Linked DNA regions of Mus musculus: region 1 is linked to region 2. Evidence: chromatin loops called from intact Hi-C (ENCODE). Cell type or tissue: heart. All regions are shown on one strand. Each heading gives the region's core, and the rest is flanking DNA. Links, peaks and the distances in the headings are about the cores only.

Region 1 (14,887 bases), core at 3,130-11,129, 320 kb before region 2:
CATGTGGGTTCAAGAAACGGCAGTCAGGTATGGGTCAGGTGCTTGGCTGAAGATAGCTTCACTCACTGAGCCATTGCACTGGACTGAAGTATAGGAAAGGTATCCAGGCCAGCTTCTGGCTCAGAGTGAAGACTTGAAGAGTCATTGACCTGCAAGGGTCCTCAAGAAAGCCTCATAGACATAACATAGGACTGACAGGGGATCCACCAGCTGTTTCAGGCCCTCTCTGGTCAGGGAGGAGCAGCTTGTAACCCTCCATGGTTGCTAGCTTAATAAACCACTGTCTTAGTTGAGGTTTCTATTGCTGCAACGAAACACCATGACCAAAAAGCAAGCTGAGGAGAAAAGGGTTAATTTGGCTTATACTTCTATGTCTCCATTCACCACCAAAGTCAGAGCAGGAACATGGAAGCAGGAGCTGATGCAGAGGCCAGAGAGAGGCGCTGCTTACTGGCGTACTCCCCGGGGCTTGCTCAGCTTGCTTTCTTACAGACCCCAGGATCACCAGTCCAGGGACAGCAACACCCACAATGAGCTGGGCCTTCCCTCATTGATCACTAATTAAGAACACACCTTACAGCAGGATCTCATGAAGGCACTTTCTCATTTCAGGTTTCCTCTTTTAGATAGCTCTAGTTTGTGCCAAGTTGACAGAAGACCAGCCAACACGGCCACCTTCTTCAAGGTGCTGATCTGTTTTTCAGACAAGGTGCTCAACAAGGGCTTAGCAGGGCCATCCACACTGACGCTTCTGCTGCCTCCGCTGCTAGATGATTTGCAAGACTTCTGTGGAGTGGGTGACCTCAGAAATAGAAACTGAGGGTAGAAACAGATTTCTGCAACCCTCCCCTGGAGGAGCCAACACTTACTTGTGTGCCATATTCTGGGTCTCAGTGGAGGATATGTATACACACACACACACACACACACACACACACACACACATATATATATATACACATATATTTTTTTAAATTTTTTTTTTTACTGGATACTATTATACTAGATTGGAGCTCTGGCTCCCTGTAGACAGGCACCGGGTGACCAGGTCCTTGAATTGATGCACACCACTCCTGAAGGGGGAAAATGGGATAAAGATGCAAATCCAACAGCCATCTGACTCTGACAAAGATGCCAAAAACCCTACAGGGGAGAAAAGACAGATTTGTCACCAAACCAACCGTTCTGGGAAAAAATGAATATTCACCTACAGAAGAGGACAATTACATCCTTGTCTTATACCTTATAGGAAAGTCAATTCCAAACTATTAGAGGCCTTCATTTAAGTATGAGCTGAACCTACAAAAATACTAGAGGGAAATACTTCGAGATACAGGGTTCAAAAAGACTTTCTGAAAAGGACTCTCATCCTCAGAATAAAAGCAAGAGTGGCATATAGGCTTGAATAAAATAAAAAAGCTTTTGTGCCGTAAATGAAAGAGCCAAGTGTGGATGAAGAGGCAGCTGACAGAATGGGCGGCAAACCTTCCTAGTTCTTTTATCTTACTTGGAATTAATATTTAGAATACAGAAAGAATTCATAGAATTAAAGGATATACAAGTAGTATCTAAATATGTGAAAAAATGTGCTCAATATCTTTAGCCACTAGGGAATTGCAAATTAAAATTACATTCTGGGAGGTCGGCAAGTTATCATGGTAGGTAAAGACACTTGCCGCCGCTGAGGCTAACAGACTGAGTTCGACCCCTAAAATCCACAGGGTGAAGTGGGTGAGCCAGCTCCTCGGGTCCATGACCTGCCTCTGAGTACACTCCATCTTCCCCAGATAAACTAATGAGAGCTTTAAAATTACATAGGAATTCTATTTCATACCCATTAGAATGGCTGTCATCAAGAAGTCAAATAACAACAAATACTGGCAAGGTCATAGCGGAGGGGACCCCAGTACATCACTACTCACAATAGCTAAGTTATGGCATCAGCCTAAGTATCCCTCAACAGATGAAAGGATAAAGAAAGGGCTGGAGAGATGGCTCCATGGTTAAGAGCACTGACTGCTCTTCCAGAGGTCCTGAGTTCGATTCCCAGCAACCACATGGTGGCTCATAACCGTCTGTAATGGGATCTGATGCCCTATTCCGGTGTGTGTGGAGACAGCTACATAAACATAAAATAAATAAATAATTCTTTAAAAAATTAATGTTAAAAAAGAAAGGATAAAGAAAAATATAATGAACACAAAGGAGTTTTATTTGGCCATAAGGAAGAACAAAATTATGTCATTTGCAGGAGAACAGTTGTAGGTCACATTAATAAAAAAAAAAAAAAGCCAGATTTGAAAATCAAATATTCTGTTTTTGCTCATATCATATGTGGAATCTAGATATTAAAAACAATTTAGGCTGGGCATGGTGGTGCACGCCTTTAATTTCAGCACTCAGGAGTCAGAGAGAGGTGGATCTCTGAGTTTGAGGCCAGTCTGATCTACATAGTGAGTTCCAGGACAGCCAGGACTACACAGAGAAACCTTGTCTCGTAAAATCAACAAAACAAAACAAAACAAAACAAAACAAAACAAAACAATTTAGGGCTGGAGAGATGGCTCAGTGGTTAAGAACACTGACTGCTCTTCTGGAGGTCCTGAGCTCAATTCCCAGCTACCACTTGATGGCTCACAACCATCCATAATGAGATCTGATGCCCTCTTCTGTTGTGTCTGAAGAAAGTTACAGTGTACTCACATTTAACAATAAATAAATCTTTTGTTTGTTTTTTTGTTTGTTTTTTTGTTTTTTTCGAGACAGGGTTTCTCTTTATAGCCCTGGCTGTCCTGGAACTCACTTTGTAGACCAGGCTGGACTGGAACTCACAAATCTGCCTGCCTCTGCCTCCCAAGTGCTGGGATTAAAGGTGTGTGCCACCACGCCCGGCAACAATAAATAAATCTTAAAAAAATTTTTTTAAAGACACTAACATAGAAGGTAGACTACTCGGGAGCGGGGAGGGGACCAGCAGAAGGAGGAAGGGACATACAAGTGTATGAGAACAAAGTATATGATATTTGTGTATAAAAATGTCATAATCACCGAAAAACCAGAAAAAGAAAAAAGAAAAAGAAAAAGTCATAATCAAATCTCATAGTTTTTACAATGAATATATGCTACTTAAAAATGAGACCATTAGTTGCTCTCTCCTTTGATTTGTAACTGGAACTAAGACAGCTGCCCATTTTCTTGCACGTCATTTTGAACCCTGGAATGCGGTTGCTGCTGTGGTATGGCCGCATAGGTGAAAAAGGAGAGAAGCTCTCTTGTATCTTTGAAAGTAGGTAGATGTGTCACAGACCAGCAGGTCCACCTGACCACTTCTTCCTGACTCTCTAATGGACTTTGGTAAGCCTTTGGCTGCTTAGTTTTTGTCCATTTGACACAAGTCAGTGTTACTTGGAAAATGAGACCCTCAATTGAGGAACTGCCTGCTAAGATTGGTTTGTGGATTTTATATGTGTGTATGTATTATGCATACATAATACACACATACACACATATCATATATATATATATATATATATATATATATATATATATATATATACATATATGTGTATATATATATGAGTGCTCTGTTTTCATACACATAAGAGGGCATCGGATGCCATTACAGAGGGTTGTGAGCCACCAACTGTTGCTGGGATTTGAACTCAGGACCTCTGGGAGTCAGCCAGTGCTCTTAACCACTGAGTATTATCTCCAACCTCTGTGAGAGACTATCTTGATGACAAATAATGTGGGAGGGTCCAGCCTACTTTGAGAGGCACTGTCCCTAAGCAGGTGGACCTGGCCTGTATAAAAACAAACAGACAAAACACCACCACCACCACCACCACCACCACCACCACCACCTACCTGAGCAGAAGCCTGTGAGCAAGCCAGTAAGCAGTACTTTGCCATGGTTTCTGCTTCAGGCTCCTGCATTGAGTGTCTGTTTTGACATCCCTCAATGATGGAGTGTGACCTGAAAGTGTAATACAAATAAATTCTCTGTGGCAGCTGTCCTTGGTTGTCACCCTCTGTGATGGCTATTCTTTTTTTTTTTTGTTTGTTTGTTTGTTTGTTTGTTTTTGGTTTTTCGAGACAGGGTTTCTCTGTGTAGTCCTGTCTGTCCTGGAACTCACTCTGTAGACCAGGCTGGCCTCGAACTCAGAAATCCGCCTGCCTCTGCCTCCCGAGTGCTGGGATTAAAGGCGTGCGCCACTTCGCCTGGCTGTGATGGCTATTCTTGACTGTTATTCTGACTCCATTTGGAATGAACTAAAGCCCAAAAATATCGTAGGGATCTTCTATTAAATCGAAGTGGAAAGATCCACTTCTAATCTAGATATTTGAGGTAGGAAGACTCAACTTTAACCCAGATCTTTTTTGATCAAATATTTATTTATTTATTTATCTATTTATTTATTTAATGTATACGAGTACACCATTGCTCACTTCACACCAGAAGAGGGTTTCAGATCCCATTACAGATGGTTGTGAGCCACCATGTGATTGCTGGGAATTGAACTCAGGACCTGTTAGAAGAGCAGTCGGTGCTCTTAACTGCTGAGTCATCTCTCGAGCCCTAATATCCAGATCTTTTGAGGTAGGAAGACCCGCCTCTAGTCTGGGCCACACCTTCTGCTGGAAGCCAATATAAGAGCATGGAGAAAGGAAGCTTTTACCTTTGGCTGCTTGCTCTCGCAAGCAAAAGGATCGCAAGTCCATTCCTACTTCTTCTGGATTCTGGTATGTATTGAAGAGCAGCTGAGATATCCAGCCTGAACTGGATTCTCAGACTTTCCATTCATAGGAAGCCACAGTCGGACCACATCTCTAGTACATTCTACTAAATCTCTTTTCTAGAGATTTAAAGAGAGTCATTCTACAAATTCTCTTACTCTAGAGAACTCTGAATAATATACCCTTTCTTTCCTAAATTGCTTCTGGTTAGAGTGTTTTATTACAGCAACAGAAAAAAAAAATAACTGAAGCAGCCTTGTAAAACTTATATTGAGCTTCTGACCTCTAGAATTGAGGATAAAAAAAAAAATCTGTATTGTTTTGGTCTCTAACATTGTTACTAAGTTGTTACAGTAGCAATAGGAAAATAACACAGGGAGGTGAAAAAGCCATTTATGTGCAACATGTAACTTCCTATTGCATTTCTCCTAAGGACATTTGGACTTTCTGTACTATGTAGTCTTGAGACAAAAAGATTTTAGAACCTCCATCAAGAAATTGAGATGAAGTCGGGTGGTGGTGGCACACGCCTTTAATCCCACCAGAGGCAGAGGCAGAGGCAGGCGGATTTCTGAGTTTGAGGCCAGCTTGGTCTACAAAGTGAGTTCCAGGACAGCCAGGGCTATACAGAGAAACCCTGTCTCGAAAAACAAAACAAAAATAAACCCAAAAAACAAAAAACAAAAAACAAAAAAAAAAAAAAAAGAAAAGAGGGTAGTAGAGGCAGAGAAAGGCAGAGAGATGGAGAGAGGTAGAGGCTGGCCATGGCCACGTGAAGGGGGTGGGGGAGGGAAGGGAATGGGGAGAGAGGCAAGAGTAAGTGAGTAAGAGACAAAAGAAGCAAGAGCCACAAATATTTTAAATTTTGAAAATTGCTAAGTAAAAAGGTACTCTGAAGTTACAATTGAAAAAAAATGGAAACATTTTATTTATTTATTTATTTATTTATTTATTTATTTATTTATTTATTTAGGTCTTTTTGAGACAGGGTCCTTCTGTGTAGCCCTGGCTGTCCTGGAACAACTCACTCTGTAGATCAGGCAGGCCTCGAACTTTGGAGACCCCAACTGCCTCATCCTCCCGAATGCCACCACTGCCTGACATCAAAACATTCTTAAGATAGTGTGTGAGCAATCACCTGGCAGAGAAGTAGAAAGGATGGGGCCTCTATAGTAAGAGTGAGTCTGCTGTTGAGGGAATTATCAGATCTCAAAATGTAGCTGAGGGATAAAGCTGAGTTTTTGACTATTTTGGTTCTGGTTTTTGAGACAAGAATTTCTCTGTGTAGCCCTGGGACCACCGCTACTCAGCATTCATTTGACTTTTTTTTTTTTTTCCTTTCCCTGAGACAGGGTTTCTCTTTGTGGCCCTTGATCTGGAACTCACGCTGTAGACCAGGCTGGCCTCGAACTCAGAAATCTGCCTGCCTCTGCCTCCCAAGTGCTGGGATTAAAGGCGTGGGCCATCATTGCCCCGCATGCATTTGACCTCTAAGTAAACAAAATTTAGAGTCTAGGATTTTTCAACAGCGGTGGCCATCGTTAAGTCCCGTTTGTACCGTGGTCAATAGCGCTGGATTCTCTTCCGGGGTCAGGGTCTGATTCCCAGCACCCATGTAGTGGTTCATAAACCTGTCTAATACCAGTCTTAGTCGACTGATGTCCTTTTTTGCGCGCTCCCAGGACACTGCACACATGTGTAGTACACAGACTGTATGCAGGCAAAACACCCCGATGTATAAAAAAGGAATTTAAAGAAATGTTTATTCAGATTAAGAGATTAGTCTCTGTGACTGCAACCAAGATTTTACAGACATCTCAAGCATAGATGTTTCTTTAGGTTTTTGATGATTTCAGACCAGTCTGCATCTGGTATTTTTGTTATTATTATTATTTTGGTTATTGTTTTGCTTTTTTGTTAATTTGTTTGGCAGGGTGGGGCTGGAAGTGAGAGCAGTCAGAGGTGCTGAGTAGATCAGAGGACTACTTAAGAGGATTTGGTTCGGTTCTCTCTACGCTCCTTGAGAGCGCTGTGGGAACTGAATTTATATCAAGCACACAGGCAGCTGAGTGACCTGGTGAGTTTTTGAACGGGAAGGAAAGAAATAGGTGGAGCCGTTGGAAATGGAGAGAGATCTCTGAATCATATATCGGCGTCAAAAGGTGTGCACTTTTACGAGCCATGTAACCCCAGTTAAATAACTTATGCTCTACGAGTCCTTAGTTCTCTCATCTGTAAAACGGGATGTTTGGACCTCAAGCCACCGTTTTAATTTCCCTTCTAGCTCAGCATTCTGAATCCAGGAGTTCGTTGATTTAGGATACATCTGCTCTGTTGTACGTGCTCTAAAAATGAGGATAGAATCCTTTGAACGATGGCTGGAGAAAACCTACAACAGAGATAAAAAGGTAAAAGCAAGGGCAATGGGGGAGGAAGGGGGAAGAGGAGGATGTGAAGGAAGGAGCGGAAAAGATGCTTACAACTGCATAAAGATAAGAGATGCAAATATGCTATATGCAAATAACTCAAAAAATTCAGTTGTCTGAAGAAGCAAGAATAAGACATTGGCCAGGACATCATATCTCGCTTTTAATTGCGTACACATAACTCTCATCTCTCGAAACCTTGGAAGCAAAAAAAAAAAAAAAAAGTAGGAAAAAAATGAAAACGCAAATATATAAATATCTATCTCTCTCTATATAGATGTATATATATCTATATCTCTCACTAGATAGATCTCTCATCTATAGATATGTAGATAGATAAATAGTGCCAGAAGCAGTTTGAAAAGACAGTCTCTGAAAACAAGCGGGTTCCATGGCATGCGGTATGGCGGGGTAGCACAGGAAATCACGCCCCTGCCCCAGCCGCGGCTTAATCCTGCACACAAAGGAACGAGTTAGCGCCTCGGAACCGCCGCGGACCTTCGGCGGGGTCCCCCGTCACCAGCAGCGGGCCGCTGCGCCCTGGTCTCCGCCCCTCGGAAGTGACGTAGGGCGCCCCGCCCCCACCGCCAGATCCGCTGCTGCTGCCTCGGCGGGCCGACCTGCAGGAGGCGGCGGCGGCGGCGGCCGAGGCCGAGGGAAGATGGCGGACGGTGTGGACCACATAGACATTTACGCGGATGTGGGTGAAGAGTTCAACCAGGTACGTGAGGGTCCGGGCTCCGCCGCCGCCGCCGCCGCAGACTGTGCCGCGGCCCGGACGCCCGGCTGACCAGGGCCGCCGCGGGCCGCGAGCCGGCTTCGCTGCAGACCGTGCGCCCTTGGCGCCTCCGGGCCGCGCCGCCGTGCGCGACGGCCCCTCAGCCCTTGTTCTCGCGCGTCGTTTTGCGGGCCGCGGGGCTCTGGAGCGCGGGGCCCGGTCGCCCTGCAGCCGCCCGCCCGGTTCCTCCGGACGGTCTCCCGCTCCATTGTTGGCTCGGTGGCGGGCGCTTCCCGCCGAGCTAGGCCGCGTGTGCGGGGCGGGGAGAACGGGCCGCCGCGCCCCCTCCCCCGCGGCCGGCCAGAGGGGAAGCCCTGGCCCGGCCGCGCGCTCGCCCGCCGCCTCCATCCCGGCCCTGCCGCCTCGGGTTCCGATTCCTCCTCCCGCCGCTCCATTTTGTGTCTCTGTCCGCGCACGGTCGCCTCATGGAAGGCCGCGTTCACAGCCCTTTGTATCCCGCGCGCCCGCTCTCCCTGGGCTCCCGCTCGCCTTTGCGACGGGTTTCGGCGTGGCGCCCGGTTCCTTGCTCGCCGGTCCCCTTAAGGGAAGGCTGCTTAGGTTTGGTTCCATCCGCAACAAGTCATCTGACTTTTGGAGCCACCGATCGCATTTAAAAGTCGGTGCGTCGGCCCGCCTTGGTCATCGAGGGTTTGCAGTGCCTCCGAGGCCCAGTCCTTGGCCTTTGTGAAGCGAAATATCGGAGAGGATAAATGGCTTGCGCCAAAGACTTGGGAGCGCGGTGGCTGGACAGAACAAAAAAGATGGTGGTATCCTAGCTTAACAGACCGGAGAGACTGAAAGGGAGACCGGCCACTCGGAATCGGAATCCTGGGTAGCGTGCCTGACAAGTCGTTGTGAACGTGACTGTAGTTTGAAAGCGAAGTGTTTGCCCTGTGGGCTCGACTTCACGGTTTGAAAGGCTGGAGAAAGTGAGACGTGTAAGGTTTTCCGGTCTCACCCGCCTGGGATGCCTAGAACCAGCGTCTCATGATGAATAAATATCCTTGGAAGGGTCTGCTTGCCAGGGTTTGGATCGTCTAGCCTCTTACTGCCCTCTAAATATTTTTTTTTTTTTAGTGCATTTCCTATATTCACGGTTTTCAAATTTACACCCCACCATATTAAAAAATTCTAAGGTACGGATGAGAACCTGAATAAAATGCCATTGGTTTGTATGGCGTTTTCCCTCCATTGTTTATGACTAGGGATATAAGACTTGAACGAAACAGTGAAAACTCTTAAATCCTTACTGCTTCGTTTTTCAAGAATGACTGTGCTTTTGGCTTAAATGTTAGAAAAGAAAAGCAAATTGTCGTAGGATTTTAATTACTGCTGACAGAGTTTCTCTGTGTAGCCCTGGCTGTTCTGGAACTCATTCTGTAGTCGAGGCTGGCCTCGAACTCAGAGAGATCCGCCTGCCTCTGCCTCTGCCTCTGCCTTCCGAGTGCCTGGAGAGGTTAAACTTTTTTGACCTCAACGAGGAACTACTTTGTAGGCCTCTTTTTTATAACTGTAGCTTTTCGTTGACTTGGTACTTTTAGCATTGTATCTAATACGTGGTTGTGTACTTTTACAAGTAAAATCTTTGTAGGTTTAAGTAGATTAATTGGGAGATTTAAGTAACTTTTCCCAAAATACCTTGTTTGCAGCTCTGGATACTGAATGAACCCAGGGCTTTGCACATCTGGCTAAGCATTCGACCCTGAGCTATAGCCTCGCTCCGGAGGCATTACTTGTTACTGTTTTCTTCGTATAATTGACTTTTATGATTTGCTTGCTCTGAATTTTGAACAAGAAAAGTAGCCACAGAAAGGTTGCCAGTTATCTTAAGATTTGTTATATTTTCTGTGTTACTGTCATTGATTACCCTATCATTCTGAGATTCTACCAGAATTAAAAGCAACAACAAAATTATTTATTGATTTAATTTTCTGGTCCCTCCCTCCCTCCCTCCCTCCCTCCCTCCCTCCCTCCTTTTTGTTAGGTTTTGTTTTTGGGTCCCCCCCTAGTCCCCCAGTCTTGTAGCTTTGTTGACTTAGAACTTATTGTGTATCCCAGGTTTACTTTTTTTTTTTTTTTTTAATTTATGATTGCACCACCTGCTGCCTCCCCCTCCCCAGTGCTTGGATTGTAGCCTGTGTCTGGCTCCTTTTTCCCTCCTTACCCTTACCGTTGGGAGTTTGCACTCAGGTCTTTGCACATGCTAGGCACTTTACTCCTCTGCAACATCCCTAGTAATCTGGTCTCTCTTAATAGATGGTAACCTTATTTCTACTCGCTGCTATAGTAACCAGTGTGATTATTTGACTGTAGTTGAGCAAAATATTTTTCAGAACTGATCATTAGATGTTTTAAATTATTTTGAGTTTTAAACATTTATAAAAGTTAAGTTTTGTATTATTATTTACTTTTTCTTTCTTTCTCTGTCTTCTTTTTTTTTTAACAAACATTTTTTAAAAGATTTATTTTATGTATATGAGTACATACAGATGGTTGTGAGCCTTTATGTGATCGTTGGGAATTGAATTTAGGACCTCTGCTTGCTCTGGCCAACCCCACTAGCTCCGGCCCAAATATTTATTTATTATTATAAGTTCACCGTAGCTGTCTTCAAACACACCAGAAGAGGGCATCAGATCTCATTATGGGTGGCCGTGAGCCACCATGTGGTTGCTGGGATTTGAACTCAGTACCTTTGGAAAAGAAGTCAGTGCTCTTAACCACTGAAGCCATCTCACCAGCCCTGTCTGTCTTCTTTTTTAAAAAACCTGTATGAGTCTTTTTTCCTGCATGAATGTCTTCACTAGGTGGGTGCCTGGTGCCCAAGGAATCCAGAAAAGGGAGTCAGACTTCCTGGAACGAGAGTTATGAGGCCTGTGATCAACCACATAAGTGCTAGGAGTTAAATGTGAGTGCTCTGAAGAGCAGCCTGTGCTCTAACCATTTAGCCATTTCTCTAGCCCCTAAACACATCTTTTGTTGTCTAATGTGAGCTGCAGTTTTAATTGTACTTTGAAACTCTGTCTAGTCATTAGTCTCTTTTTACTATTTAAAATGGTATACTTTTAAAAGGCTTTTTGTATTTTGGCAAAGCACAATAAATTGCAGAAAGTATGAGACTGGAGTATTAAGCTTTATTGCGAGGTAAGATGAGACTTAGGTTGTTAGTGTATTTGCTTTCTTTACTAGGTAAAAAATTTTTTTTAAAGATTTGCCAGGAGGTGGTGGCGCACGCCTTTAATCCCAGCCCTTGGGAGGCAGAGGCAGGCGGATTTCTGAGTTTGAGGCCAGCCTGGTCTGCAAAGTGAGTTCCAGGACAGCCAGAGCTACACAGAGAAACTCTGTCCCGAAAAACCAAAAAAAAAAAAAAAAAAAAAGATTTATTTATGTGAGTACACTGTGGTTCTCTTCAGACACCCCAGAAGAGGGCATCAGATCTCATGACAGATGGCTGTGAGCCACCATGTGGTTGCTGGGAATTGAACCCAGGACCCCTGGAAGAGCAGTCAGTGCTCTTAACTCAGCCATCTCTGCAGCTCCTTTACTAGATAATGTTAAGAATGGAGAATAGAGATGAGAAGGAACAGAAACATGTCTTCTTGGTTCCTAAAAAGCTTTTAGATGTGGACAAATTGAGAAGTTACTCATTGGAAGGAGAATTGTGAACTGCTCCTGAATCTACATTGCTTGTACTAACTTTAGAGTTACACAGAAGCAGCAGTTCTTCCCACCCCAAGATGTACTTATTCTTTCATGTTTATGGATTATTTGCATGTATGTATGTGTACCTTGTGCATTTCTAGTGCTCACTCATGGAAGTCAGAAGAGGGCATCAGATCCTCTGGAACTGGTTATAGATGGTTGTGAGCTACCATGAGGGTGCTAGGAACTAACCAGGTTCTTTAGGCATGCTCAGTTTATATTCTATATAATCAAATAATATATATTTTGTTTATCTGGGGGTCAGTCAGAAGCAGTTTATGTAGTTTAGTGTCTATTCTATCAGATTGTGGATAGCAAGAAGCACTCATTCAGTTACCTGCTCATCTAACTCTAAAACCAAATGGAGGCAATGGCTGGGGTTGGGGTGCCAGTTTGTAAGTAAGGTTTAGATGTCCCCATAAGTCTAATTTTATTGAATGAATCATTTCACTTAATACTTTTCACTATATTCACTATAAAGCAACTACTGGTTATTCTGTGAAACTTTATTATATGCTTAATGAAAATGGTTTAAAGATAAATCTATAGGGGCTGGAGAAATGGCATAGTAGTTAAGATCTAATGTAACATTTTACAAGAATTATAAAATTAATACACTTAGCATACCCATAATGTGATATTTTCTGTATCCTAGAATTCACCTGGAATCGAAAATCCTGGCAGGTTGAAATTGGACTTGTACTGCATCTGTACAGACTTCTTCCTATTATTCCCTAAACCAACACAGTATAATCACTTTTTTAATATAAACATTTACATTGTGTTAGTTTAAAAAAATCTTGAGATAATTTAAAGTATGTGAAAAGATGTATAGCTTATATGTAAATACTGTAAAACATTCTGAGTAGATTGGAGATATATGTTGGAACCAGTTTCTTGCTACTGGGTTTTTCTCTTACACAGCATTGAATACATTTTGTCATGTAGAGTATAGCTCCCCTTTTCTTATAGTGAAATAACTATTCTTTAAATGGAATGACTGATAATGCTTTTTTTTTTAAGATTTATTATTATATCTAAGTACACGGTAGACACACCAGAAGAAGACATCAGATCTCATTACAGATGGTTATGATCCATCATGTGGTTGCTGGGATTTGAACTCAGGACCTCTGGAAGAACAGTCAGTGCTCTTAACTGCTGAGCCATCTCTCCAGCCTCCCCCCCCTTTTTGTTATAGGATTTTTTTTTTAATAGGTGCTGTCTTTTACTGGTAGAACCAATAGTGCACAAGTGGTATTAACTGTGATTCTAGGAACACCCAAAACAGTGTTGTGCCTATTAGGGAAAAGGATAATCCCAATAATGGTATATATTATATACAGTTTATCTGTAGTAGTAAAAATTATAGGGTATGATTGGGTGAAATTATGTAAAAATCTTTAAGGAAAGGAAATATAGTGCTAATGAAAAAGATTAAAACACTGCCTTAAGAAAATGAATGGGATGTTGGTCAATTTTCTATCCACCATACCTTTAAGTGTATTCTTTGGGAAACAGTTTTATGTATCTTGTAGGAGGACAACAGTCATCCTGTAGTGCAAAATCTTGAGAAAGCAAGCCCCCCCCCCCCTTTTTTGGCCACAAAGGCTTGTTTGCCTGTATCCCAGGCTTGCTTCTGCCCCAGCCTCCCAACTGCTAGGATTACTAGGGCCATCAAAGCTAGGTGTACAACTATTGCTGGATTTTGATGCCTTGCTTGCTATTAGAATGATTATAGTGGGGGGCTCAGTGGTTAAGAGCACTGACTGCTCTTCCAGAGGTCCTGAGTTCAATTCCTAGCAACCACATGGTGGCTCACAATCATCTGTAATGAGATCTGATGCCCTCTTCTGGTGTGTCTGAGACAGCAACAGTGTATTCATATACCCCCCCCCCAAAAAAAAAGTGATTATAGTGATTCAGAATAGTAGGGATTGAGAAAAATTACTTTGTTACTCTTAACACAAACCCTAAGAGCTGTTCTTTTGTTGTTTTCTTTTTTTCTTTTTGTTGTTGTTTTGTTTTTTTTTTGTTGTTGTTTTGTTTTTTGTTTTTTTTTTTGAGACAAGGTGTCACTGTGACCTGGAAACCATTATGTAGACCAGGCTAGCCTCAAGCTCACAGATGATCTGCCTGGCTTTGCCTGCAAGTGCTGGATTAATGGTATTGCCACCATCCTGAACTCCCTAAGAGCTGATCTTGCAGGACAGTAGATGCACACCTTTATTAATGATTAGACCCTAGAGACATGGAGAAGACTGGGGGACTCTGGAATCTGAAGTTATTAGGATAGATTTTCCATTTTTGAATGCCAATTGAAATGTATTTGAAAAAGACTTTTCACATAGCAGAACTTGATGCTATTTTCTTTGACAGTAGAAAGGCTTTATATATCTGCCTTGTGATAAGTAATGTAATATTAAATTTAATAAAAGTGATAGTTATATATATATCTGCCTTGTGATAAGTAATGTAATATTAAATTTAATAAAAGTGATATATATATATATACTTTTCACATACTTTAAATTATACATACACACACATATATGTATATATAAAACTTGTGATAGGCATTTTGCTTAATTTCAGAGTATGTACATTTTCTACTTGAAATAGAAACACTTGAATGTGTTCTGGGTTCTTATTTTTAAATAATGAATGTGAAAAGAAGAAGACTAAAGATACTATTAAGTATCCTTTGAGTTGCTTTCTTAGCAATGGCAATATATATATATATTCAGATTCATTATTGTTTTTTCATCAAGTCCAATGTATACCCTTGGGGTTAAGATACAGTCTGAGATCTTGGAGCACAGCTAACTAGTCCACATGGAGATCAAACCCCAGGACCATGGTCTCAATTAGCATCTCTTCAACCATTTGGAAGTAATCCAACTACTAGACAAAATGGCTGGTTATGAGCTTCCTTATGAACGTGGAAAATATGCTTGGTATCACTGTAGGAAGTCACGATCATACAAAAATAGCGACTGTAATACCACGGTTATGTAGCTACAATTACTGCCTATAAATGATCTTATGTGAACATTTTCACACATTTACAGCTAATGAAAAATTATATCTTAATCTTTCCTGGAAGTGAAAATAGGAATTTAAATACTTTTAGTCTTGTATCCAGTAACCCTTGCATTCATTTTTACACTCCCGCAGATTGTAAATCGTACATAGTTAATCCCTGTTGAGGGTGGAAACAATTCCTTTTGAATAATTAGAGTAA
Region 2 (14,887 bases), core at 3,965-11,964:
TAACAGTAAGAATCCAAGTAGGTGTTGATTCTGGATCCTAATCCCCTACGATAGTATTAAGAAAGTTCTTGAGGAAAGTCTCATTAACTGTGTTCTGGTTGTTGTTTGTTACTTCAGTTAGTTATATCTCTCCATATAGCAGTTTTCAACCCATGGGTCATGAGGGTTGAACAACCTTTTCACACGGCTCTCCTAAGATCGTCAGAAAATGCAGATTTTTACATTATGATTCATAACAATAAAACTGATCTTATGGCTGGGGTCACCACCACATGAGGAACTGTAGTGAAGGGTTGCAGCATGAGGAGGGCTGAGAAGCACTGCTCTAGACAATGTGACTCTCTTCTTTTCCCCAAGTCACTTATCAAATATACTTCATTCCAAGTACATCAACTGCAGGAGCAGTGTTTTCCAAACACACTGGAATTCCAGCTAAGCTACAGAGAGCTTGCTGTAGCCCAGGCACCCGCCCACTAAGCAATGTAGTCTTGCTTTTGTGAAATACATATTCTGATTACATCCGTTTCATACACCAGGAAATTGAGGCACAGACGTAATGTAGCTAGGGGCAGTCACTTAACAGAATTCACCAAAGGAATTCCAACCATAGGCAAGAAAGACTGAGGGCGGCGGGACAGGGAGAGGGCGTCATAAGACAGGATAAAGAGCCAAGAGAACCCGAGGAGGAGTAACAAATGAGAGGAATAAGCAAGGGTGGCCCCTGGACCCTGCAACATTCCCGGTTCAAAAATGCTACACAAGTTATAAAATGCTTAGAGACAAACATTTGGGGTGGGGGGTGTAAGATGACACATTCAGCCAGTGGGACTTTTGGAAATAGCTTTCAGTCAGTCAACTCAGAACATTTGGAGCTTAGTTCCAAGTGAAGGGAGGGGCAGAGGAGGAAGAGACCAAAGATGCAGGGGAGAAGACAGTCTCTAGAGCCCCCTTCCAGGGGACTGACTCCTGAGTGCCACTCAGCTCAGAGCTACAGGATGGCAGGTCTGTCTCTCTGTTCTATTCCAAAGCCTTTATGTTCACCTACTCTTCTAAAATCTGATAGGGAGGGGACACTGGTAACCCTTCACCCACAGTCTAAGTTTGCCTGCCACCCACTGAACACTATATACTTTGTGCATAATGAAAGCAGCCTTTTAAAATGTGCAGGTATGTTAGCTTCTTAGTGTGATTGCTCCTAAATACCACCTTGGATCTGCTCATGAAAATGCTGTTCAGGAGGCAGAAGCAGGCCAATAACTATGAGTTCAAGACCAGCCTGGTCTACAGAGCTAGTTCCAGGACAGCCAGGGCTACACAGAGAAACCCTGTCTCGAAAAAAACGGAAAAAAAAAAAAGACTGTTGTAGGCTCTGTGGACCCATACACTGTAAAAACGTTTGATAGGGGGCTGAGAGGATAATTCGGTGGTTAAGAGCCCTTGCTGCTCTTGGAAGAAACTGAGTTAAATTCCCAGCAACAGGGTTGGATTGCTTACCCCTCCGGCTCCAGAGGATCTGATGCCCTCTTTTGACCTCCGCCAGCACCTACATGCACATGGAGATTTCACAGAGAGAAATAAAAGTTAAGAAACAGGCTCCGTGGGTAAAGGCGTTTGCTGTTGAGCTTGACAACCTGAGTTCAGGGCCCGGGAGCTGTGATGGCAGGACAAAACTGGTTTCTCCAAGTTGTCCTCTGGCATTTACATGTCTACACATACACATGCACACATAATTAGTTTTAAGTGCTTAAGACTTTATAAGCAGTTGATAACTAGATTTGACTCTCCATAGCTTGCCAACTCAATATAAATTAGTTTACTATATCTAAGGGTAAAAATAACTAAAAATGGAAAATGACTGAGTGTCGGCAAGTATCAGAAATATAAGTACTTGCTAAGTGATCAGAGAGATAAATGCTACCTACCAGTGGATAAAAGGAAAACTAACATTCTTTTTTTAAGCACGAGAGCTTTGCCTTAGGTGTCAAGAGTAAAGAGAAAAAAATATTTTCTGTTTTTGTTTTTTTTTGGTGTTTTTGAGACAGGGTTTCTCTGTGTAGTCCTGGCTGTCCTGGAACTCACTTTGTAGACCAGGCTGGCCTCGAACTCAGAAATCTGCCTGCCTCTGCCTCCCGAGTGCTGGGATTAAAGGCGTGTGCCACCACGCCCGGCAAAAATTAATATTTTCTAAAGAATTATTTATGTGTGTGAGTACACTGTCGCTGTCTTCAGACACACCAGAAAAGGGCATGGGATCCCATTACAGATGTTTGTGAGTCACCACGTGGTTGCTGGGAATTGAACTCGACCTCTGGAAGAGCAGTCAGTTCTCTTAACCCTCGGCCATCTCTCCAATTCCAAGAGAAATCTTTTAAAAAATGATTTATGTAATATATATATATATATATATATATATATATATATATATATATATGAATGAGTGCTCTATCTGCATGTATACCTGCATGCCAGAAGAGGGCATTAGATGGTTGTGAGTCTCCATGGAGTTTCTGGGAATTGAACTCTGCACCCCAGGAAGAGCAGCCACTGCTCTTAACCGCTGAGCCATCTCGCTAGCGCCGAGAAAACTTTTTTTTTTTTTTTGCATTAGTTTTGGGGCTTTTCCCTAGACTATGTATGTTTTAACCATTTCTCTCTTTTTTTAAAAGATTATTTATGTGAGTACACTGTAGCTGTACAGATGGTTGCGAGCCTTCTTGGGAATAGAATTTTTAGGACCTCAGCTTGCTCTGGTCAACTCCACTCAGTTCCTGCTCGCTCTGAGCCAAAGATTTATTTATTATTATACATAAGTACACTGTAGCTGACTCTTCAGACGCACCAGAGGAGGGCATCAGATCTCATTACAGGTGGTTGTGAGCCAACCTATGGTTGCTGGGATTTGAACTCAGGACCTTCGGAAGAGCCATCAGTGCTCTTAACTGCTAAGCCATCTCGCCAGCCCGAGAAAACTAATTTTTTTAAAGGTTTTATTTATTTATTATTTATATGAGTATACTGTAGCTGTCTTCAGACACACCAGAAGAGGGCATCAGATCCCATTACAGATGGCTGTGAGCCACCATGTGGTTACTGGGAATTGAACTCAGGACCTCTGGAAGAGCAGTCAGTGCTCTTAACCGCTGAGCCATAGCTCCAGCTCCCGAGAAAACTATTTTTGATAAACTGGAATATTTAGGACTTGATCTCTGCTTTGAAGTCATGTAAGTTATATTAGGGTGCCCCCCCCCCCCCCCGAGAAAACAAATGAAGCTGAGGTAGGGCAGAAGCAGCATCCCAGAATGGCCAGCCTGGGTCCACAACGTGAGTTCCGAGCTAAGCCAGAGCTACACAGTCAGATCATGTCTGAAAGATTAAATGAAGACTCCTTTATAAAAAAATCATTTAGTAATCTATTGATAAATAACTTTCCCAAAGGAAAAAATAAGCACGAAAATGGGAATGGTTGCCTCCAGGAAGGGTAAATAATAGAAATGATTAGTGTGCAACACTTGAAAATGTACGTCTGACCTTAAAACAAATTTTGAAAGATTATATTTTAAAAATATATGTCAGCAGGAACTTGGTTTCCGCGGCAACCCGCGCGGTACATTGTCTCTTTGTTCTCTAGTTCTATTCTAAAGCAGCCCGCCCCTGGCCCCGCCCCTAGCCCCGCCCACAGCTCAATGATTTCCGCCACCAACTGAGGTCCCGCCCCTTCTCCAGCGAGCCGCTACGCTTCCGGCCCAGCCCGCCACGCAGGAGGCGGAAACCCGTGCGTCCGGCTCCGCCCCCCGCGGCGGAGCGTGTCGTCACTTCCGCCTTTCTCTCTTTCCCCGGCCTGGCTTCCCGGCGCGGATTGTGAGGGGTTCTCTCCTCTACGCGGAATCCGTCGGAACCATGGTGAGCCTAGCTTTCGGCCAAGGACTTAGGCTCCCTGCTCCGCCCCGCTGTGTCCTGCCGCCCCGCTGGTCCTCTTGTCTAACCGGAGTCGCAGGCTCCGAGCGGCCGCCTCCTGGCCCCTCCGCACATGGCTCGGGCCGGGCATGAGGCCTGCGTGGGACCGGGTGACCGAGCTCTCCGCGCGGGACGGGAAGGGGGAACGCACACTAAGTCAGCATCTCTTTGTAAGATCAGGGCTGTTTCTCGGCTAGGGGACCTTGGCGACCCCCGGTCCTCACCCCAAGTGAAGAAGTTTCTAGCAGGACCTGCTGGCTCCGCCCTCTTCGGGGCGGGGCTGGAAGGGCGAGTGGCCGTGCTTGCCTGCGGAAGATGGAGGGTAGCTAGGTAGCTATGTTGGTCCGTGCTCGACCGGCCCAATGTTGCCTTTAGTTTTGCCATTCAGACCAGTGGGTCGGTGTGATGATTTATTCCTGGCGCCCATATGAGCGTCCCTCTCCCCATTTAAGTAAATACCCCACTCCCAGGACGGATTCCTGAAATTAGATGGTAAACCAATTTTCCTTTAGATAATCTACTTCCCGATCTAGTGAGAGGCCCTGGACGGGTGTTAACGAGTACTGGCATTCAAACGGCGTGTGTTGGCTTCCTCTCTTAGGCTTCCCTTTCCCTCGCACCTGTTAATATCTTCAAGGCTGGAGCTGATGAAGAGAGGGCCGAGACAGCTCGCCTGGTAAGCCCGTCTGTTGCTTTTAAATGATAAAATCCAACGCTTTGTGAGGGTAAATTCTGACCGCCTTTTCTGATTTTTCTTTTATAATTTAAGTCGTCGTTTATCGGTGCCATCGCCATTGGAGACTTGGTGAAGAGCACTTTGGGACCGAAGGGCATGGTAAGAAAGATAGGGAATTTTTAGAAGTTTCTTTTGTTTGTTTCTAATTTTGCTTTCCTGCGGTCTTGCGTAGTAGTGGCTGGCCAAAATTTTAATAATGGTTTAAAGCCTTTGGTGTAAATGTAGATAGTAACAATGTTCTTATTTATGTTTTTTAATCTAAAACTTACAAATTATAAACCGTTCTCCTGTGTTACCATCCCCAATCTCACATCCCTCTCCAGTGGCAGCAAGTGTTACCATTTACAAAACTTGCTGGTATTTTTCTTTTCTTTTTTCTTTTTTTCTTTTTCTTTTTTAGATTTATTTATTATTATATCTAAGTACACTGTAGCTGGTATTTTTCTGTTCACTTATAGGTAAGTTTATCATGTTACATATTTTTGCAACACATTTTTAAAGTAACATACTGTTTTTTGTTTATGTGTATCTGCTTTTAGTGTGTTTAACTGTCATATAGTGTTCTGGGATATTTGTTTCCATTGCTGTCTTGTGACAGTGTAGCAGAGCTAGTTTGTATTGCCTGTATGTCTAAGCTTTTTACACATTGAGGTTTGGTTGTAGGATACATGCATAGAAAACATTTAGTAGCCAACTAACTATCCAGAGGTTTTGGTATCTGCATGTATTCTTGAAGAAGTACTTAGACCTTAATTTGACAGAAATATATTTCTTTTCAGGACAAAATTCTCCTAAGCAGTGGACGAGACGCCGCTCTGATGGTGACCAACGACGGTGCTACCATTCTCAAGAACATTGGTGTGGACAACCCCGCAGCAAAGGTTCTAGTTGGTGAGTATAAGATTTGCTTGTTGTTATTTTCCAATAATTTATTCCCTGATAGGCTGTCAGCTACTTAAGTGATGGCCATTGGCATTTATCGCTAGTCAGATGAGTGTCAGAAGTATCATTGTTACCCATAGTCCACGGGGGGCTGCTGCCACCACAATTTTTAAATGGTACAACTCAGTCTGGCTGAACTGCCAAGTCCAAGTGGGCCCTTTCTTGGTGAGTTCTCTTGCTGTCATAATGTGACAAAAGGCCTAACTTGGTGAGACAGAAAAAGATTAGGGGTTAATTTACATGAACTCGTGAGGCACATTCAAGCTAAAGTATTTAACGGTTAAAGGTCTTCCAAAATTTTGTCAGGTGCATATTACTAATGGAGTTTACGCTTGTTGTGGAAGTTTTAAGAGAATTTAGTAATGTGGAGAAATAATTTCACTTTTTCCTAGATATGTCAAGGGTTCAAGATGATGAAGTTGGTGATGGCACTACCTCTGTTACTGTCTTAGCCGCAGAGCTGCTCCGGGTAAGAGTGCCTGACGCTTCCACCTTAGTATGGGGACTGTGGTTTGAGCAACAGTGGAATCCTTTCTTTCTTTTGTGTATCTGTTTATTGGCAGGAAGCAGAATCTTTAATTGCAAAAAAGATACATCCACAGACCATCATCTCAGGTTGGAGAGAAGCCACAAAGGCAGCAAGAGAGGCCCTGCTGAGCTCCGCTGTGGATCATGGGTTGGTGTACCGCAATCCCGTGGTGGGAAAGTCTAATCTAGAGAACCGTGAGAAACACATGTGACCATTACCTCGATACACTTTGTCTTCCCTCACAGCTAAAACACAGGCCGCCCTCCTATGAACCTTTATTCTTGGGAAGGTTTAGCTTTATGATGTAGGACACTTGTTACTCGAGATATTTCTAGACGTGGAATTGCTGAGTCTAAAAGAATACACATGTTTAGTTTACTTCTACATTACCAAATAAACCACCAGAAATTAATTCTGTTTGTGCTGAGGGACAACACTGAGTGGGCCTGGGCTTAGGGCTCACCGAGTTTGGTGCTTTGATGGGAAAGACGGGATCCCATTGTTCACTTGTTCCTAGTAAATCTTTAAGAAGTCAAGGATACTCAGTGGATAATTTTAATAACAAGCATGTCTTCTTCTGTTTGGTTTTATTAGTTCTGATGAAGCCAGATTCTGGCAGGACTTAATGAACATTGCAGGAACGACATTGTCCTCAAAGCTCCTTACTCACCACAAGGACCACTTTACTAAACTGGCCGTGGAAGCGGTTCTCAGACTGAAAGGCTCTGGCAACCTGGAGGCGATTCATGTCATCAAGAAACTAGGTGGGAGTCTGGCAGACTCCTATCTAGATGAAGGTATGTGTGTATGCCGGAACGTACCCATTGATCTCCACCCTGACACTACTGAGGCAGAGAGCTTGTCTTTAAGGACCACTTGGCTGCTTGGGCCATTGTAACAATTTGTCCTGTTGCGGTCTGTGTGCTTCATCTTCAACACCGCTGAGCATTGTTTGCTTTCTAGATTTCAAACAGGAAGTCTCTGCTAATAACAGAAATTACAGCTTTACCAAAAGCTGTTCCCAAATGCTTTTTCAGGATTATATGTGTTTTCCCTAAGTCAAATTAGCAGGTTGTTGTAGATAAAGGAATTTTTGTCTGATATTTTATTGGCATTTGTGTAAAATTTTAGACTTGTTCTCTTAAGTGTTTTGGCAACATATGTGCACTACATGCATAAGTGGTGCCCATGGAGGTCAGAAGAAGGAACCAGAACCCTTGGCACTGTAGTCAAGATGGCTGTGAAGCCACCATTTGGTGGAACGTACCCATTGATCTCCACCCTGACACTACAGAGGCAGAGAGCTTGTCTTTAAGGACCACTTCAGGAAGAGCAGCAAGTAGAATCTCTTCAGGCCTTGTTGTTTTTTAAGGTAGTCTTGTGTAGCTAGCGAGTGTGTGTGTGCGTGTGCATGCGTGTGCGTGCTCGCACGCAGCCAAGGATGCCCTTAGTCTTCTGTCCCTTCTGCTGCTCTCCCAGGCTGTGATTATGCAGTACTGGGGGATCCATCTCGGGCTTTGTGAATGCTAAGTAATTATCTTTTAACTGAGCCACATTGTTAGCCCCAGGAACATTTTCTTTTGCGTGTCCAAGGTTATTTTAATCATGTGCATGTTTGGTCTGTGTATGGGTATGTGCATGCCAGTGGCCAGAAGTAGCAGCTCCACTCTGGTGGTTACAGGCTGGTGCGAGCCCCCAGTGAGAGTGCTGGGAGCCAGACTCAGGTCTCTGCAGTAGTAAGCACTCTTAACATCTGAGCCATCTCTCCAGCTTTTTTTTTGTTGTCGTTTTGAGAAAAAAATATTTCCAAAGTTATGTGATTAATGTATGAGTACATTGTAGCTGTACATATGGTTGTGAGCCTTCATGTGGTTGTTGGGTATTGAATTTAGGACCACTGGTCACTCTGGTCAGCCCTGCTCGCTCAGGCCCAAAGATTTATTTATTATTATATCTAAGTACACTGTAGCTGTCTTCAGCTGCACCAGAAGAGGGCGATCTCATTATGGGTGGTTGTGAGCCACCATGTGGTTGCTGGGATTTGAACTTAGGACCTTCAGAGGAGCAGTCAGTTCCCTTAACTACTGAGCCATCTCTCCAGCCCATCTTAAAGGGTTTTAAAAAGAATCAAGTTGTGCTTTGTAAGCTTGTGTCTACAGTGATTTGGAATCCTGGCTTTTATGTGTGTCCTGTGCCATTTACTTACGGAGTTGTGAAAATATTTTGGTTCCGTTGATCTGCAAGGTCTCTCTAATGTTTCTAGTGGTCTGCCAAGTAGGGCAGCCTTGTAACAGAGGCTCATACTGCTGTGTGTGTGCGCTCTATGCCAGGAATTGTAGTGGAACCTCGATCCTGTAGCTGTTCTAATCATCTGCTAAGTGATGGCAAGCTGAATAGAGCAGAAAGCCCAAGGTAGGGTTACTGAGCCAAACGTTTGTCATGTGTCTTAAGCCAGTGCAGATGTCAGTACCAGGTCATGTGATGGCAGCAGATCAGCACGGCTAGAAATGGCATCTCTCCTTGAGTTGTGCATGATTTATATGTGAGCATCTGGTCGACCCCAGCCATAGCCTAAGGGCAAGAGCAGGATTGGGAGCAGGTTTATGTAGTTGTGTTGTTTTTGTGTTGTCCAAGGTGGTTCCATTTTCCTAGCTGTCTTGTTTATTTTAGTGAGGCTGGGTCTCTGTTATGTTGCCCTGGTGGTCCTGAAACTTGCTGTGTAGAACAGGTGACCCTGTCTCTGATTTCCAGTTCTCACTGCTAGTTTTGCTGGTTTTAAGCTAGTAAAAGTGAACTTAAATGTGTTTACATTGTGAGCTGTAGCCTCTGATCTGGTGTGTGTGTGTGTGTGTGTGTGTGGGTGTGTGTGGGTGTGTGTGTGTGAGTGTGTGTGTGTGGGTGGGTGTGTGTGGGTGGGTGTGTGTGGGTGTGTGGGTGTGGGTGTGTGTGTGGGTGTGTGTGTGTGGGTGTGTGTGTGGGTGTGGGTGTGTGTGTGTGTGTAACAAAAGTTTCAGGGTGATGTGGTTTGTGTCTGTACTGATGCTGTAGCGTTGCCTGTGTGTATTCTCTTTTTTAGTTGTTTCTTTGCTTTATTAAGTTTATGGGTCCTTTGCTATGTGTATGCCTGGTGCCCGTGGAGCACAGGATCCCCCAGAACTGGAGTTACTGAGGGTTGTCAGCCAGCACGTGCTGTGCAGGTTTACTAATGCATCCTTAAGTTTATTACCATCTTTATGTTTGTTGTAGGTTTTCTTTTGGATAAAAAAATTGGAGTAAATCAACCAAAGAGAATTGAAAATGCTAAAATTCTTATTGCAAATACTGGGATGGATACAGACAAAATAAAGGTGCGTGGCTACATTTCTTGACAGGCTGTTGCTGGTGCTGTTAACGTAGGAGTCAGTTACACCAAGCAGATGAGACACCTATATACACTTTGAAGCGTATGTTCGTAGAAACGCTGAAGTACGTACGGTGTATTTTAAGAGGAGTGAACCTTACACTGCCTTTATGTCTTCAATCTTAGATATTTGGCTCTCGGGTAAGAGTTGATTCCACAGCAAAGGTTGCAGAGATAGAACATGCAGAAAAGGAGAAGATGAAGGAGAAAGTTGAACGTATTCTTAAGCATGGAATAAATTGCTTTATTAACAGGTGTGTAACCTAAAGTTACTTTTTTCTCATAAAAATTGTATTTCCTATCAAGTTACTTATTGTTAGAAACTGCTGCACACGGTTTTACTTAAGATTGCAGAGTGTGGCAGTTCCTCCAGGCTGCTGCTCGGAGGACTGTTAGCTTCCGGGCAGGTCTCTGTGTTCTAAGGTTCCTCGGTCCTTTATTTTCACTGTCCTCAGCCTCACACGGAGTGCTTGCTGTGGATGGAGTAAGGCTAACATCATGCAAAGCCCCATGAGTGTTAACAGTGAGGTAACAGTGATCTAATGGAGGTGACGCCAGACAGGTAGAACATACTGGGGATTCAGTTATGGAGGTCAGGACAACGTGTGGGATTGCAGTCTCTATCGTTTGAGACTCAAGGATTGAGCATAGATAGTGAGGCTGGATTTTTTATTTCCGGTGAAGTAAAAGTGCTTGCAGGTTTGTGTTGTAATGTAATTCAGCTTGACAAGGAGCCATTTTGAGCATAACATGTATTTTATTTTCAGACAGTTAATTTATAATTACCCTGAACAACTCTTCGGCGCTGCTGGCGTCATGGCTATTGAGCATGCGGATTTCGCAGGTGTGGAGCGCCTCGCTCTTGTCACAGGTATGGAAAATGCATACCTTAGGAAGTGCAGTTTCCAGTACGTTACTGTGCAGTGCACTGAGAATAGGAAGAACCCCCTTAAAGAGTTGAGAGTATATACTTTGAGTTAGGCCTTTAATTTCCTTACATTGTTTGAAGACTTAGATTGATTGATTGATTGTGCATGTGGATATGTGCCCTGCTTCACCAGTGGAGATCGTAGCACTAATGTTTTCCTCTTCCTGTGTGGGTCCTGGGTCTCAGCTCAGGTTCGAACTACCTTGCTGGCTCCTCTATACCATTACAGGCAATTCTCTCTGTACTTGAGTTTCTCAGATTTTTGGGTGTGGAGTGTAGTGATTGACTGTGTATGATGAAATGACATAGGGTAGGACCCAAGTCTAAATATGAAATACATTTCTGTCAGATGTGTATACTCACGCAGAGAGATTGTCAGATGTGTATACTCACACAGAGAGGTCGTCAGATGTGTATACTCACACAGAAATGGTTTACGCAGCGCTTTTGGTTGATATGCAGTTTTACTGGCCTTTCACCTGGGCCATTTTCATTCTTACAGATGCACATTTGGGGTTTCCGTTTAGGAATGCTTAAAGTGTATGCCAGATTTTACGCGCACGCACACACATGTGTGCATGCACACACCACACGGTTTGCCATGACTCTAGAGTGATGTTTCAAGACAGTCCATTCTTTCTCACAGAATAAAGACTTTACTTTCTGGGCATGAGCAAATCTGAGCTTAAAAGAAGAGTCTCGAGTATTAAATCTTAAGTTAAACCTTAGTTTGTTTTGCTGAATGCTTAGCTCCTTATGCCCCGTGTGAGGTAAAGTCAGTGACCTTTAATGACGACATCGTGCCCTTCAGAGCGGGTCAAGTATGTACCTTGTGCTTGATTTGACATATCTTTTCTAAGTTTCTAATTTACAAAATTACGGTAAAACTATTTAAATGAGTGAATCAATTCTGTAACAGCCTCAAACCCACAGATGTGTTTCCGGTGATGTTCGCAGGTGGTGAGATTGCCTCTACCTTTGATCACCCAGAACTTGTGAAGCTTGGAAGTTGCAAACTTATTGAAGAAGTTATGATCGGGGAAGATAAACTCATTCACTTTTCTGGGGTTGCCCTTGGTGAGTGACTGTAAATCTTGGCTTAAGGACCTAAGTCCTTGCCGACCTCTGGAAGTGGGAAAAAAGTTGTAGGACTGGAGAGATGGCTCAGCGGTTAAGGACCTCTGGTTCTGAGTTCAAATCCCAGTGACCACAAGGTGGCTCACAACCATCTGTATGAGCTCTGATGCCCTCTTCTGGTATGAAGTCAGCGGCAGTGTACTCATACTACATAAAGTGAAACTTTTTTTTTTAAGGTTTCTATAGCACTGAAATAGATATCCTATAGATAGATACCCTATAGATAGATACCCTATAGATAGATATCCTATAGGTTGTCGAGATGGCTCTGAGTGGAAGTGCTTGAAACTTGAAGACCTTAGTTCCCTTTCTGGGACCCTCATGGTAGGAGGAGAGAGCCAACTCTCACCTTGGACTTCCATGCATATATGCACCCACGCACATACATGCATGACTAAGGATTATTAAGTGGACTGGATATATGTGTCTTATGAGGGCAAATATAAATTTTTTTTAATTAGGTATTTTCTTCATTTACAAATATAAATTTTGAGAGAGCCTATTTTATGTTCTGTTTCAGTGTCTTAAAGTCAGGTTGATACTTGCTGCCTTTTGAAATGTGTACATTTAGCATAGAATTTTTTTCTTCATCACTCAGAACATTTATGAACATGGATTTTTGCAGAGAAGCATTGCTACCAAAGCCCAAGACTAGTCGAGTCGTTACTTACTAAGTCGTTACTTGGAGTGCAGATGATGCTGTGGTGAGTGGCTAGACGGTCACTGATTGACGTTTCTCCTTAGGTGAGGCATGCACCATTGTGCTTCGTGGTGCCACTCAGCAAATTCTGGATGAAGCTGAACGATCTCTGCATGATGCTCTTTGTGTTCTTGCTCAGACTGTAAAAGATCCTAGAACAGTTTACGGGGGAGGTAAGCATTTCAAGAATGTTACATACTTTGTTTCTTGACAGTAGGTCCGACTTAGATGTGAACATCTTGGCTTTTATAGAAACAGAGACGGCAGAGTGCATAACAAGTTCTGGGTTACATTTGTAGGCTGCTCTGAGATGCTGATGGCCCATGCTGTGACACAGCTTGCCAACAGAACCCCAGGAAAAGAAGCTGTAGCAATGGAGTCGTTTGCAAAAGCCCTGAGAATGGTAAGCTATGAAGAGAGAGGTGAACATACATTTCATGGGCTTGATTTTAAACTGAATATATTTTTGTGTCCTAGAGAAAAATTTTTCTCTTTGCCTTTACAAAACTACAGTAGTCCACAATGTTTTATATTTTGATTCTACATTTTATACGTAATCATGAATCATTATTAAGAAACAAACAGCCAAGCAGGGTGTGGTGGCACACGCCTTTAATCCCAGCACTCGGGAGGCAGAGGCAGGTGGATTTCTGAGTTCGAGACCAGCCTGGTGGTCTACAGAGTGAGTTCCAGGACAGCCAGGGCTACACAGAGAAACCCTGTTTCGGAAAAAACAAACAAACAAACAAACCAGACAGCCAGGCATGGTCTTTACCTATAATCCCAGCACTTGAGGTTGAAGCCAGATGTGAGACCAGCCCTGTCTGTAAGAGCTTGTCTTTAAGAAGAGCAACAGGAAGCAGGCTTTCCCTGTAATTCAGCTGTCTCTCTAGGTTAGAGGCAGTGTGGTCCTTGGTGGTTATTCATCACTTTGTTTTTTTTTTTTTTAAGTATAGAATAGAGTTTATTCTGGGCATAGGGAGGGGAGTTAAGAGGGAGAGAAAAGTGGGGAGATGGAGAGAGTAGAGAAGTAGAGTCCAGCTATGACCACATGGAGGGAAGGGGAAGGGAATCGGTGGAGAGGGGGGAGCAAGGGGCAAGCGGCAAGAGTGAGAGTTGTTTGTCCCTTTCATGTTGCAGTTGCCGACCATCATAGCCGACAATGCGGGCTATGACAGTGCAGATCTGGTGGCACAGCTCCGAGCTGCTCACAGTGAAGGCCATATAACTGCTGGACTGGGTAAGAGACAAATGGACTTCTGCAGCCACTTTGGAAAGTAGTTTTCTTCAATTAGAAATAAGTCACACATACATCCACTTTGTATGTCTGTATGGACACGCACATAATGCACTGGGGTCCCACCCCCTTCCCTTTTTCTTTTCACACCTTTTCTCCTTCACTGAACCCTTTGTTCCCAGGTCCCTGTCCTGCTCACGCGGGCTATAGGCACCTTATCCAGGCTGTACCCTGAGGAATAAGATTCATCCTTCCCCAGTAGCCCTAGCAGCTTTTCCGTGAGGATGGGATCTTAGGAGCCCCTTTCTCCCCAGGATGGAATGTTAATGTGCCTAGCTGTGTGCAGGTGGCCACTGCTGCTGACGTCACGGGTGCACTGGGCATCTCAGGTCCAGAAGGCAGCATGCCAGAGCACTCCTTCACCCCTTAGGTTCCTTCTACCCTGTTCTGTGGTGCTCTCAGAGACCTGGTTAGGGCCGCGCACTCGGGCATTCGCTTCCTGGACTTGGGCCCGTTACCAGACTCCCCATGGACTCTGCCCACTGCAGGCAGCCCTGCCCCATGCGTCTACACAAAACCCCTTAAAAGCACTTGTGTGGGCTCATTGTCATTTTGTTTAGTTTCAAGACTGGCTGTCCTGGAACTCATTCTGTAAACTAGGCTGGCCTTGAACTCGGAGATTAGCCTGCCTCTGCCGCCCCAGTGCTGGGATTAAAGGTGTGTGACTCCACTGCCAGGCCTAACAATTTTTCTTGCCAGTTTTTTCTTAAAATAGTGCTTTTGTAGATGGATCTAGCTAAATCAGGCAGTGAGATGCAGTAACAGCTTTAGTTTTATTATGAGTTATTAGGAATGTTTTAATGCCTTTAATAACTACCTTTTCAGATATGAAGGAAGGTACCATCGGCGATATGGCAGTACTGGGTATAACAGAGAGTTTTCAAGTGAAGCGACAGGTTCTTCTGAGTGCGGCTGAAGCAGCAGAGGTGATCCTGCGAGTGGACAACATTATCAAAGCAGCACCAAGGTACCAGAGTGCTCGTGCTCCTAGGGAAACACAGGCCGGAGTCCAGGGAGCTTGATAATTGTGTATAATGGGACAGTTCCGTCTTAGTAGACGGTTACACAAACTATCTAAAGTAAGTAGTCGTAGTTCTTAGAAAGGCATAGGAGGAAACTGGTTTGGGTAGCCAGGGGCACACTCATACTGGAAGGGTTAAAGAGCCAGGCTTCTGAAGGTCAGGTATCAGGGAGCGTGTGGGTATCTGGTGGTTTTACCAGGATGAGTCAGGCCGCTTGCTTTCCTGGATATCCTTATAGGTGC

What was found. A loop is a pair of places that touch in the nucleus more often than their neighbours do. Peaks named below come from ENCODE experiments on the same cell type or tissue, not always from the same donor. Only the 100,000 strongest peaks of a DNase experiment are listed, where the experiment ranks them.
Region 1: a loop joins it to region 2, with 2.2 times the contacts of the local background. A loop is called at or near these places in 5 of 42 quality-filtered maps.

The regions. Positions count from the first base shown.
Region 1 is chr10:117,369,836-117,384,722 of GRCm38, reverse strand. Cpsf6 (cleavage and polyadenylation specific factor 6) reads left to right here and starts at 7,750. Exons shown (of 10, transcript NM_001013391.2): 1 at 7,750-7,884. The coding sequence starts at 7,825. In heart, for the core only: a CTCF peak has its summit at 7,764 (motif pointing right); DNase peaks (open chromatin) are centred at 7,732 and 8,612; H3K4me3 peaks cover 3,540 bases; H3K27ac peaks cover 2,515 bases.
Region 2 is chr10:117,052,719-117,067,605 of GRCm38, reverse strand. Cct2 (chaperonin containing Tcp1, subunit 2 (beta)) reads left to right here and starts at 3,754. Exons shown (of 16, transcript NM_007636.3): 1 at 3,754-3,900; 2 at 4,556-4,630; 3 at 4,724-4,789; 4 at 5,470-5,581; 5 at 6,025-6,101; 6 at 6,196-6,308; 7 at 6,756-6,958; 8 at 9,408-9,508; 9 at 9,688-9,815; 10 at 10,329-10,432; 11 at 11,447-11,566; 12 at 12,371-12,499; 13 at 12,626-12,729; 14 at 13,467-13,566; 1 more. The coding sequence starts at 3,898. In heart, for the core only: CTCF peaks have their summits at 4,204 (motif pointing left), 8,140 (motif pointing right) and 11,746 (motif pointing left); a DNase peak (open chromatin) is centred at 4,135; H3K4me3 peaks cover 1,085 bases; H3K27ac peaks cover 864 bases.